Regions from separate parts of the Homo sapiens genome. Here region 1 is linked to region 2. Evidence: chromatin contacts called from ENCODE POLR2A ChIA-PET data. All regions are on one chromosome and are shown on one strand. Each heading gives the region's core, a stretch centred on a gene start or an enhancer-like site at or near the end of the contact. The rest is flanking DNA. Distances are from core to core; before and after follow the strand shown. Region 1 has its middle 15 kb from the start of ACAD9-DT. Region 2 overlaps RAB7A (RAB7A, member RAS oncogene family).

Region 1 (5,593 bases), core at 2,493-4,992, 110 kb after region 2:
CTGTCTGTGGTTCTGCCCTCCCGCATTCTGTGGCTCCACACTTCAGTGCCCCATTTCTGCTGTGGCCACCTCCTAGTTCAGGGGGCTTGTGCAGAGTCCCATGCTCCCTTATTGGCTCACAGACCTCAGGCCTCACCCCCCCCACCCACTCATTCTCTCTCTCTTCCCCCTCTCTCACACACACATCACCACCATCACACATGTGCTCACACACACACACCCTGCTGGACTCCCGGCTTTGCTGCTCTCTCCACTTGGCCCACACTGGGCTCTCTGTAAAATACACTCTGCTGACAACACTGTATACCCCTCTGAATCCTTACCAGAAGGGGGACCAGGAAGAAATTGAGGCACAGGGAGGTTGAGCTCCTTGCCCCCAGTCACACAGGTTGCAAGGAGTGGAGATAGGGCTGCAGGTTCCAAGCCCAGACTGCCTCCCACGACATCACAGCTGCCATTCTTCTCTCCTTGCTACTCTCTCCTCAAAGCACCAGCCAGGGGCCCGGCTTCCCTGGTCTTACTGGCCTTGCCAGTGCTGAGAGTGGACAGGTGCTCCCAGTTACCTGTGGCACCTCCACGGCAGAAATGAAGACGTGGAGGCAGAAGATCTTGGAGCCATTGTAGCCGACCACAAAGCCCTGCAGCTTCTGCCAGTGCACAGGGAAGATGCTGGCTTTGATGTTGAGGTTGCCTCCTCCCGAGAAGCAGAGCATGTCCTCACACTGGGTGTTCCAGGCCACACTGTTGGCGTTTGGTTCCTGGGGGACAGGGACAGTGGGGATCCTGTGAGAACCACCCTGGGCTTGGGCAGCGCTTGCACATTTCAGCCTAATACCCTTTTAATGACTGAATCCCACTAAATTGCTTACAGTGGGATGGAGGGAAAAGGAGGAAAGGGGACCAAAAAGAAATGAACAGAGGCAAGAGAAATGAACAGAGGCAAGCCCCTCCATGCACCTGCGTGTTGTTGGAATTTTTGAGTAAGCAGGCGTTACTTTTGAAAAATATTCCCCTGACAATTCCTCAAGGATCTAGAATTAGAAGTTCCATTTGACCCAGCCATCTCATTACTGGGTATATATCCAAAGGATTATAAATCATGCTGCTATAAAGACACACGCACATGCATGTTTACTGCAGCACTGTTCACAATGGCAGAGACTTGGAACCAACCCAAATGTCCATCAAGATAGACTGGATTAAGAATATGTGGCACATATACATCATGGAATGCTATGCAGCCATAAGAAAGGATGAGTTCATGTCCTTTGTAGGGACATGGATGAAGCTGGAAATCATCATTTTGAGCAAACTATCGCTAGGACAAAAAAACCAAACACTGCATGTTCTCACTATAGGTGGGAATTGAACAATGAGAACACTTGGACACAGATGGGGAACATCATACACCGGGGCCTGTCATGGAGTCGGGGGGGAGGGATAGCATTAGGAGATATACCTAATGTAAATGACAAGTTAATGGGTGCAGCACACCAACATGGCAGATGTATACATATGTAACAAACCTGCACGTTGTGCACATGTACCTTAGAACTTAAAGTATAATATAAAAAAAAAAGAAAAATATTCTCCTGCAATATGAGTCCCTATATAGAAAGTGGAGAATCAGACCAGGTGCAGTGGCTCACACCTGTAATCCTAGCACTTTGGGAAGCCAAGGCGGGTGGATCACCTGAGGTCAGGAGTTCGAGACCAGCCTGGCCAACATGGTGAAACCCTGTCTCTACTAAAAATACAAAAATTAGCCGGGCGTGGTGGCATGTGCCTGTAATCCCAGCTACTCGGGAGGCTGAGGCAGGAGAATGGCTTGAACCCGGGAGGCAGAGGCTGCAGTGAGCCAAGATCATGGTGGCATTGCCTGGGCAACAAGAGCGAAACTGTCTCAAAAAAAAGAAAAGAAAAAAAAAGAAGGTGGAGAATCAGCAAAGTGGGATTCCACTTCTATTACAGAAGGAATATACATCTCTGTAAACAGAAGATTTACAAGAATATGTTCCAAAGGATTAACAGCGTTAATGGGTGGGCGAAATTGTGTAATGAGAAAATCTTTTTTGTTTGCCTGAATTTGTTCTGTCATGAACATCTATCTATTGTTTGATAATAAGAGAAAGAACGGTAAGTTATTTGTAAGATTTGAAAAGAATATCTTGTTCTTTGCATTTACAGTCCACACATTGTGAAAATAGTCACCCTGGGAGGCACCCACTGCACCTCAGTTCCCTGCTCAGCCCTGGAGCCTCAGGGACCAGTAGATGCTCACAGCTTTCTGCCTAGAATGTTTTACAATGTCTGAATCTTTTATAAATGAGCGCAGATTGCTTCTATAATGAGAAAAAAATATATAGCTGTTTTATGTGTAGGGGGAGGGGCAGTGGAGAAGAGGAAAAGCCAGCAGGCAATGTCACAGCTGGGAATGCTGATGTCTCCTGGCAGGGCTGAGAATCACCTCCCCTAGCCTGCTATAGAGCCAGCAGTGGGGACGGGGGCACGCAGACACCCTTCCACATTTGTATGATTCTAGGCTCAGACACAGATTCACATTTGGGGCCAGCTACGCCCCCTATAGGTGGGAGGTGAGGCTGGGAAGAAGGGAGGTAACATTTCAGGCCCCATTTTGTGCCCAGCACTGAGCTAGGCACTGTGGTATCTTGTTCATTCCTGTAGCAATTCTGTGAGGGGCAATTACTAATTTCATTTTAGAGAAAAGAAATCAAGGCTCAGAGAGGCTCACTAACTTGCTTAAGATCACACAGGAAGGGATGCAGGCAGGACCCAAGCCTAGGTCAGCCTGAAGGGTGTGCCCTCTCTTTCCCCCGAACCATTCTACTCTCTCAGGGACATGAGTGAGTTGAGACTGACAGGGAGTCACCTCTGGGCTAGAGGTGGCCAGGTAACTCCTTTTTTTTTTTTTTTTTTTTTTAAGAGATGGAGTCTCGCTCTGTCGCCCAGGCTGGAGTACAGTGGCGCGATCTTGGCTCACTGCAAGCTCCACTTCCCGGGTTCATGCCATTCTCCTGCTCAGACTCCCAAGTAGCTGGGACCACAGGCACCTGCCACCACGCCCAGCAAATTTTTTGTATTTTTAGTAGAGACGGGGTTTCACTATGTTAGCCAGGATGGTCTCGATCTCCTGACCTCGCGATCCGCCCACCTCGGCCTCCCAAAATGCTGGGATTACAGGCATGAGCCACTGCGCCCGGCCGAGGTAACCCCTTCTAATTGACTGAGGCTGCTCCCCACTCCAGGCCCCTCCCCCCTATTGATTCTGCTGCGGAGAGCAAAGAGGAGCCTGGTAAGGGAACTGAATCTGCCAGTAACATCAGGAAACCCTGCAGTGGCCGAGGAAACCAGTTAGGAGGGGCTCCAGCTTTGAGGGGAACTCGATTCTGCCAAACCAGCCCTCCCCACCTCCAAAGCCCAAAAGAGACAAAGAATGGCACGAGCCCAGCAGAAAGCCAGCCAGGCCCGGGGCACAGAGCTGCCGGGCTGTCTTCTCTGGTGACACACTTTTTCAGCCCACAGGGCTGGATGACTCCACTAAACAACGCCTACAACCCCAAAGATCCAAGCACTTCGCATTCTGCTGGCTTTTCTAGGATTCTTGTGAATTAAACAGAAGGTCAGGCTTGCCCATCCCCTTCCCCCTTTCAGATGACAAAACTGATTCTGTTTCCTTCCCTCGCTGTAGGTGTGCATAGACAGAGGCAGGCCTGCAGCAGGTGAGACGCAGACTTCTGCAAAGGAAGTGCATCCATCGCCCCATTCACTGAGTGCTAACGTCACGCCCCCCTCAGAGTCATTGCCCCATTTCTTGTTCATGGAAAACGCTTAAGAAAGGCTCTGCTGGCTCATCTCATTGGCAAGAAAACCAAAGTTAAAGAGGCTGGTCCAGGCCCTGTGGCTTGTGCCTGCGTGGGAGGAGCAGGTTGTGGCCCAGGGCCTCTGGGACTCTATGCATGTGCTTGGCCCCTGCCCCTCACTGCTCCTCCCAGAGACCTGCCTGGGCCAGAGCAGAAGAGCCTCCTGCAGGGACTGGGAAGCTAGAGAGGGCCTCTAATCAAAGGACGATGTCCCTGGGCCCCCTCGGGGACTTCACCTGAAAAAGCAGCTCCTTGGTGTCGATGTCATACACCAGGCAAGTGTCATTTTCATCTACCACGGCCAGCTTCTTACGGGAGGCACTCATGTCCAAGCAGCGCACAGCTGTGGCCTGCTTCAGCAGGACGATAGCAAAGAGATTGTCCACGAAGATCTTCAGGATCTGGCAAAATTTCAGCGAAAACAGTGTCAGTCACCATGGCAACAAGATCCTGGCCCACTGCCAGGCCGTTGGACTCCCATGTGCTCTGCAAGAACAACTCCCACCACCTTCACCAGAAGCTCCGTGCAGGGAAAAGGACTCATCAAAAGAAAGAGGGGGTGGGGCGTTGGCTTATCCTTAGGAGGCCAGAAGCGAGGTTCATCAGAGGCTGCAGAAGTAATGACAGACCCGAGACAGGCCGAGCTCACTTCAGTGTCTGTTCGGACTGGGGATTTGTTGATGACATTACCCAGACTGCAGCGTTAGGAGATGCCACCTAGCAGAGATCTGAGTCACGAACTAACATAAGAAAAGGCTACTATGAACACTGACAAGACATGTGGTAGAAAATTATAATAATGATGACAGTGATGATGACAGCCATCATCTACTAATATCCCTGGTTTAAAAAAAAATTTTTTTAGAGATAAAGTCTTGCTATGTTGCCCAGGCTGACCACTGTGGCTATTCACAGGCTTAATCATATCACACTGCAGCCTCAAACTCCTGGGCTCAAGAAATCCTCCTGCCTCAGCCTCCTGAGTAGCTGGGACAACAGGTACCCACCAGCATGCCTGCTTTAATATCCCTGTTTGGGTATTTTTTTGAAACTGGATTTAACTCCCAACCTTGATATCTATTTTTGACAGCCCTGTGAAATGTAGTATTATCCTCATGTGAAACTGTAGCCTCGGAGAGGTAAAATGACCTGCCCAGGGTGACAAAGCCTGTGAGTAGCTAACTAAGAACATGACCTCAGGCCCACCTGACCCCAAAGTCCATGCTCCCATGGGAAGTGAGAGCTGCCTGAGAAAGAAGCAGCCCTTGGCTTTGTTCTTGACTTGACCCACCTCCCCTTGGCATTGTTCTTGACTTCACCCACCGCTCTCACACCCCGTGACTTCCATCCCCAGCAAAGACCTGACAAGCCTTAGCCATAAGCCATCTGCTGCACAGCTTGGCTCTCAGGCTAATGCAGCTACATTTTCAGTTTTTTGTTTTTTTTTTTTTTGAGACGGAGTCTCACTCTGTTGTCCAGGCTGGAGGACAGTGGCACGATCTCGGCTCACTGCAACCTCCACCTCCCAGGTTCAAGAGATTCTCCTGTCTCAGCCTCCCAAATAGCTGGGATTACAGGCGCCCGCCACCACGTCCAGCTAATTTTTGTATTTTTAGTAGAGACAGGGTTTCGCCATGTTGGCCAGGCTGGTCTCGAACTCCTGACCTCAAGTGATCCACCTGGCTCGGCCTCCCAAAGTGCTGGGGTTACAG
Region 2 (5,772 bases), core at 2,693-5,192:
CTCTTTCCACCTTGGACGATGCCATCTCCTCAACCTGGAAAGTGATATGATTTTATTTTATTTTATTTTATTTTTAACTTTTGGAAGATTTTTTAATTTCATGAATAATGGTAATGATTTTTTTTAAATTATACTTTAAGTTTTAGGGTACATGTGCACAACGTGCAGGTTAGTTACATATGTATACATGTGCCATGCTGGTGTGCTGCACCCATTAACTCGTCATTTAGCATTAGGTATATCTCCTAATGCTATCCCTCCCCCCTAAAGTGATATGATTTTATATGTAGGGAACTGTAAAAATTTCTCACACATAAAACCCTTTTGGATCTGATAAACTCATTCAGCAAAATTGCAGGTTACAGAATCAACAAAAGTTCTGTTTCTATAACATTAACAACGGGCCGGGCACAGTGGCTCATGCCTGTAATCCCAGCACTTTGGGAGGCTGAGGCGGGTGGATCACAAGGTCAGAAGTTCGATACCAGCCTGACCAACATGGTGAAACCCCGTCTCTACTAAAAATACAAAAATTACCTGGGTGTGGTGGCACATGCCTGTAATCCCAGCTACTTGGGAGGTGGGAGGCTGAGGCAGGAGAATCGCTTGGAGGCAGGAGAATCGCTTGAACCCAGGAGGCGGAGGTTGCAGTGAGCCGAGATTGTGCCACTGCACTCCAGCCTGGGCAACAGAGCAAGACTTTGTCTCAAAAAAAAAAAAATTAACAATGAACAATCTGAAAAGGAAATTAAGAAAGCAGTTATATTTACAATATCATGGAAAAGAATAAAATAGTAAATTAGGTAGGAGAAAGACATGTATAGAAAGCTACAAAACATTGCAAAAAGAAATTAAAGACTTTAATAAATGGAAAGGTAACTCATGTTCATGGATTTAAAAACTTACTATTGTTAGGATCACAGTACTCCCCAAAGTAAGAAATGCAATGCAGTTCTTACTAAAATCTCAATGATGGTTTTGCAGAAAATAGAAAAATCCATCCTAACATGGATACAGAAAATCATGGGATCTCCAGTAGCCAAAATAATCTTGAAAACACACAACCAAGTTGGAGGTCTCACACTTCCTGATTTCAAAATGTACTGCAAAGCTACACCAATGAAAACAGTGTGGTAATGGCCGAGGTTCATATTTGGACTGTTGGGGTTTTTCACCTTAGTATTCGCTATCTTTTTTTTTTTTTTTTTGAGACGGAGTTGCGCTCTGTCACCCACGCTGGAGTGCAGTGGCATGATCTCAGCTCACTGCAAACTCCACCTCGTGGGTTCAAGCGATTCTCCTGCTTCAGCTTCCCAAGTAGCTGGGACTACAGGCGCGCACCACCACGCCCGGCTCATTTTTGTATTTTTTAGTAGAGACGGGGTTTTGCCATATTGCCCAGGCTGGGCTTGAATCCCTGGCCTCAGGTGATCCACTCACCTCCACCTCCCAAAGTGCTGGGATTGCAGGTGTGAGCCACCACACCTGGCCCAGTCCCACTCTTGTACATACATCACCACCACCTATTTCCAGAACCTTTCCTCATGCCAACCAGAGACTATGCAAATTAAGCAGTTATTCTCCATTTTTTTCTCTCCCAGCCATACTTGATAGAACATGAATATCAGATAAGTGCTATGGAGAACAGTAACACAGGGTGAAGTGAAAGTGTGCCATTTTATGTAGGATGGTTGGGGAAAGATGGCATTTGAGCCACTGATGGTGCAGGAGAGGGAACAAGTGTGATATTGAGGCCAGGTGTGCTTAGCAGTTTGAAAGCAAAGCTAGAAGTACAGGCGAGGCAGAGGCACAAGATGAATGTTTTATATTTTATTTTTTAAATAAAATATTTTTATTTATTTTAAAAACAATTTTTTTTTTTTTGAGACCAAGTCTTGCTGTGTTACCCAGGCTGGAGTATAGTGGCATGATCTCAGCTCACTGCAACCTCTGCCTCCTGGGTTACAAGTGATTTCTCCTGCCTCATTCTCCTAACTGGGACTACAGGTGCCCACCACCACGCCCAGCTAATTTTTGTATTTTTAGTAGAGGTGGGGTTTTACCATGCTGGCCAGGCTGGTCTTGAACTCCTGACCTCAAGTGATCCACCTGCCTCAGCCTCCCAGAGTGCTGGGATTATAGGCATGAGCCACTGTGCCTGGCCTAAGAAAAATATTTTTAAGAAAACAGAGACAAGGTCTTGCTGTGTTGCCCAGGCTGGTCTCCAACTCCTGGGCTTAAGCAGTCTTCCTGCCTCAGCCTCCCAAAGTGCTGGAGTTACACTTGTGAGCCACTGCGCCCAGCCTATTTTATTTTTTTTATTTTTAGAGTCAGGGTCTTGCTCTGTCACCCAGGCTGGAGTACAGTGGTGCGATTGTAGCTCACTCTAACTTCAAAGTTCTGGGCTCAAGCAGTCTTCTGTCCTTGGCTTCGCAAATCACTGGGATTACAGGTGTGAGCCACCACACCTGGCTAATTTTTAAATTTTTTTGTAGAGGCAGCCTCTCACTATATTGGTTAGGCTGGATTTGAATTTCCGGCCTCAAATGATCTTCCTGCCCTAGCCTGTCAAATTGCTGGGGTTACAGGTGTGAGCCACCACCCCAGTGTTTGTTTTTTTGTTTTTTTTTTTTTTTTGAGACAGAGTCTGGCTCTGTCGCCCAGGCTGGAGTGCAGTGGCGCTATCTCGGCTCACTGCAAGCTCCGCCTTCCAGGTTCACGCCATTCTCCAGCGTCAGACTCCCGAGTAGGTGGGACTACAGGCGCCCGCCACTACGCCCAGCTAATTTTTTTTTGTATTTTTAGTAGAGACGGGGTTTCATCGTGTTAGCCAGGATGGTCTCGGTCTCCTGACCTCGTGATCCGCCCGCCTCGGCCTCCCAAAGTGCTGGGAATTACAGGCGTGAGCCACTGGCCCAGCCTCCTGCGTTTGGTTTTTTAATTCTGCTTGTTTGTAGTGACATTCATCAAGAATGAATGACTTTAAAACAACAACGAAAAATCTTTAGGGATTTTTACTCTTGGGCAAGCATGCTTCTGTCTCTGAGCATTAGTTTTCTCATATATCAGATAAAAGGGTTTGGAGTATATCAATGATATTCTGGTTGTGGACAGAACTCTTGAGGGTTCCTTGAACATGATCCTTTGGTAGCATTGGATTGCTCTCGGCCATCCCACGAATAGCTGTGTTTTATCTGTTTTTTGCTTAAGATTTAACATATGAGTTCATTTGAAATGTTTCTGTTGCCACAAAGAAACAAAATCCCTGGCTCAGAGTTTTAAGGGGACTTACTGTTCTAATGCTACTCACTCAGGCTTTGGTTGAGTAGTAAACAGACTACAGCTTGTTTTTAAGTTCAGTGATCTTCAACTTACAGCCCCTGTGTTTTACAAATGAGTTAAATTAAGATCAGTATCTTCTGTTCAAATTCTTTTTCCAAAGAAATCCAAATGTGCCATAAGCTGATAGGTCTCTGGCCATGAAATATGGTTTCATAGTTACATTGAGATTGTTGAGTAGCTACAGGGAAACTGAGAATTTACATTCTGAGGCAAATGGTTTAACCTAAGAGGAATAAGATTAAGTAAACTGTGTATTAGCTCCTCATAATGTGGCAGGAATTCAGTGTTAGCGGTGGAAAAGCCACAGGAGCTTAATGTGGTAGGTAAGGAAGGTTTATGTTAGTTCCTTTCCCCGATTATCCCAGTTGCTGTGCATTGCCATCTCGGATCAGTTTCTAGCCATGACTACCTAAAAGTTGTCTGAGGGAGGCTGTGCACTGGGTGATCTTGTGAGGCAGGTGGACGTCTATTCTGCCAAGATCTTGTGGGCCCAGTTTGAGAATGGGTTTTAAGTTTTAGTCCTTTTACACTTCCTTTGCAGGAATGTAGCTTTTGAAATAGAAGCAAAGTGTTGTGAAACCTTTGACATTCTGTTCTTTAACACTTCCTCCTCAGCCTGAAGATCTCAGCTTTTGCTTGGGCGTTACAACACCCCATGGTACCTGAACCTCAAGTAAGCTCTGTTAGGTTTTCATATCTGCCCGTGTATGATGGTGACTTTTTTTTTTTCTGAGACGGAGTTTCGCTCTTGTTACCCAGGCTGGAGTGCAGTGGCGCAATCTTGGCTCACTGCAACCTCCGCTTCCTGGGTTCTAGCGACTTCTCCTGTCTCAGCCTCCCAAGTAGCTGGAATTACAGGCATGCACCACCACGCCCGGCTAATTTTGTATTTTTAGTAGAGACGGGGTTTCTCCATATTGGTCAGGCTGGTCTCTAACTCCCGACCTCAGGTGATCTGCCTGCCTCGGCCTCCCAAAGTGCTGGGATTATAGGCGTGAACCACCATGCCCAGCCTCGATGATGACTTATGAGTCAATTTGACTGGTCCTCAGGTGCCCAGATATGTGGCTAAACATTATTCTGGGTGTGCCTGTGAGGGTGTTTCTGGATGAGATTTGGTGGACTGAGTGAAGGTGGCTGCCCTCCCCAGCGTGGGTGAGCTTCATCCACGGGAGGCTGCTTAGAGAAGGAGGCTGAGCAGGAAAGTCTTCTTTCTCCGCCTGACCGTGCTTGAGATGGGACATAGGTGTTCTTTGCCCTCTGGACTCCAGGCTGCAACTAGAGCTTAACTCTGTCAGCTCTCCCGATTCTCAGACCTCCCAACTGCAGGTCATGGGACTTCTCAGCCTACATAATCCTGTGAGCCAATTCCTTGTAATAACTGTCTTTATGTGTAATCTATTGGTTCTGTTTATCTCTGGAGAGCCCAAATACTCCAGCAATAATGGAGTCACTTTTTCCCAGAGATAGGTTTTATCTTGGAGGATTCTTATATTGATCCTTCCCATATCTCTGTTTCAGAAACACTTCCTACAATGTAGAGTGCTAATAGCTGGTTTGTGAGTACCCCTTAGATATACTGGGATGAGCAATAAGGTCAATGCTGTCACCTAACCGTCTGTTGATTGTCAAGCCTTTGTGTGGAAGCAAGGAAATTCATCTAGCAATCATAACAAAGGCAAAGCCTGGAGTGTAAGGTGGTTAGGTTTTTGGCTAGCAAGAGCTGCAGAAAAACAGCCTCTAGCTTAAACTGAGTTATAAACATATGGAACTAGTGTAGGCCTTGAAATCTTTTGTGGTCGAATCCTCTTTGTAGGGGAACCTAGGCAAAATCATGTCATTTCCACTGCCGGTCCCATAGCGACTTCAGTTAAGGTATAGACCTATATAAAGTGTTTTATCCCTTAAAAAGCTTCATCTCCCATTTGCCTGTGGAATCCTCCCTACAACCCTAAGAGGTGGAGAGGAAGCCTTTCTTACAGATAAGGATGGAAATTGTACAGATGCACGAATTTGTTTCTAAAGCTAAGTAGAAACAAGAGTACCAAGAGGTCAGATTTTTCCAGCCCCCAAATCCTTGGCGTAAGTGTATAAAAAGTAAGCACAGCTGTTCTTGAGGTTTCTCAGCCTGTTGCCTCCTCCCCATGTTAAAATTCTGGCCTGTATTCTTCTAAGATAATCTCTGTACCCAGTTGAGGATTCAACATCTAGGTATCCTCTTTGGGAAGCGTTCTTAAAGCCCTCATATAATGGGTTAGATTCCTGATCACCTCTAACCCCTTTTGTGTTGAGAGTTTCTTTTGATTACGAAGTCATACATAGTCATTGTTTTAAAACTTAAAATATGGCAAACCATAGTCAAAGTCCTCTATACCCCCCCATCCCACTCGGAGGAAGAAGTCTTGACTATTCTTATGACATCATACATTT

The links. ChIA-PET counts read pairs that join two places held with the same protein, here RNA polymerase II (POLR2A).
Region 1: POLR2A ChIA-PET joins it to region 2 with 10 read pairs in Panc1. The contact joins two enhancer-like sites. POLR2A ChIA-PET finds 5 or more read pairs at or near these places in 3 of 52 experiments (H1, Panc1 and T-cell).

The regions. Positions count from the first base shown.
Region 1 is chr3:128,861,165-128,866,757 of GRCh38, forward strand. It overlaps the pseudogene IFT122P3. Among named protein-coding and RNA genes, the nearest start is that of ACAD9-DT, 15 kb to the right of the region's middle. RefSeq lists an enhancer at 3,043-3,869. Within about 2 kb of position 3,743, at least 4 of the 41 ENCODE cell types and tissues checked have a DNase peak (open chromatin) inside an H3K27ac peak, as active enhancers do.
Region 2 is chr3:128,755,654-128,761,425 of GRCh38, forward strand. All of the region lies in intron 1 of RAB7A (RAB7A, member RAS oncogene family), which reads left to right. Among named protein-coding and RNA genes, the nearest start is that of RAB7A, 32 kb to the left of the region's middle. RefSeq lists an enhancer at 2,819-3,318. Within about 2 kb of position 3,943, at least 7 of the 41 ENCODE cell types and tissues checked have a DNase peak (open chromatin) inside an H3K27ac peak, as active enhancers do.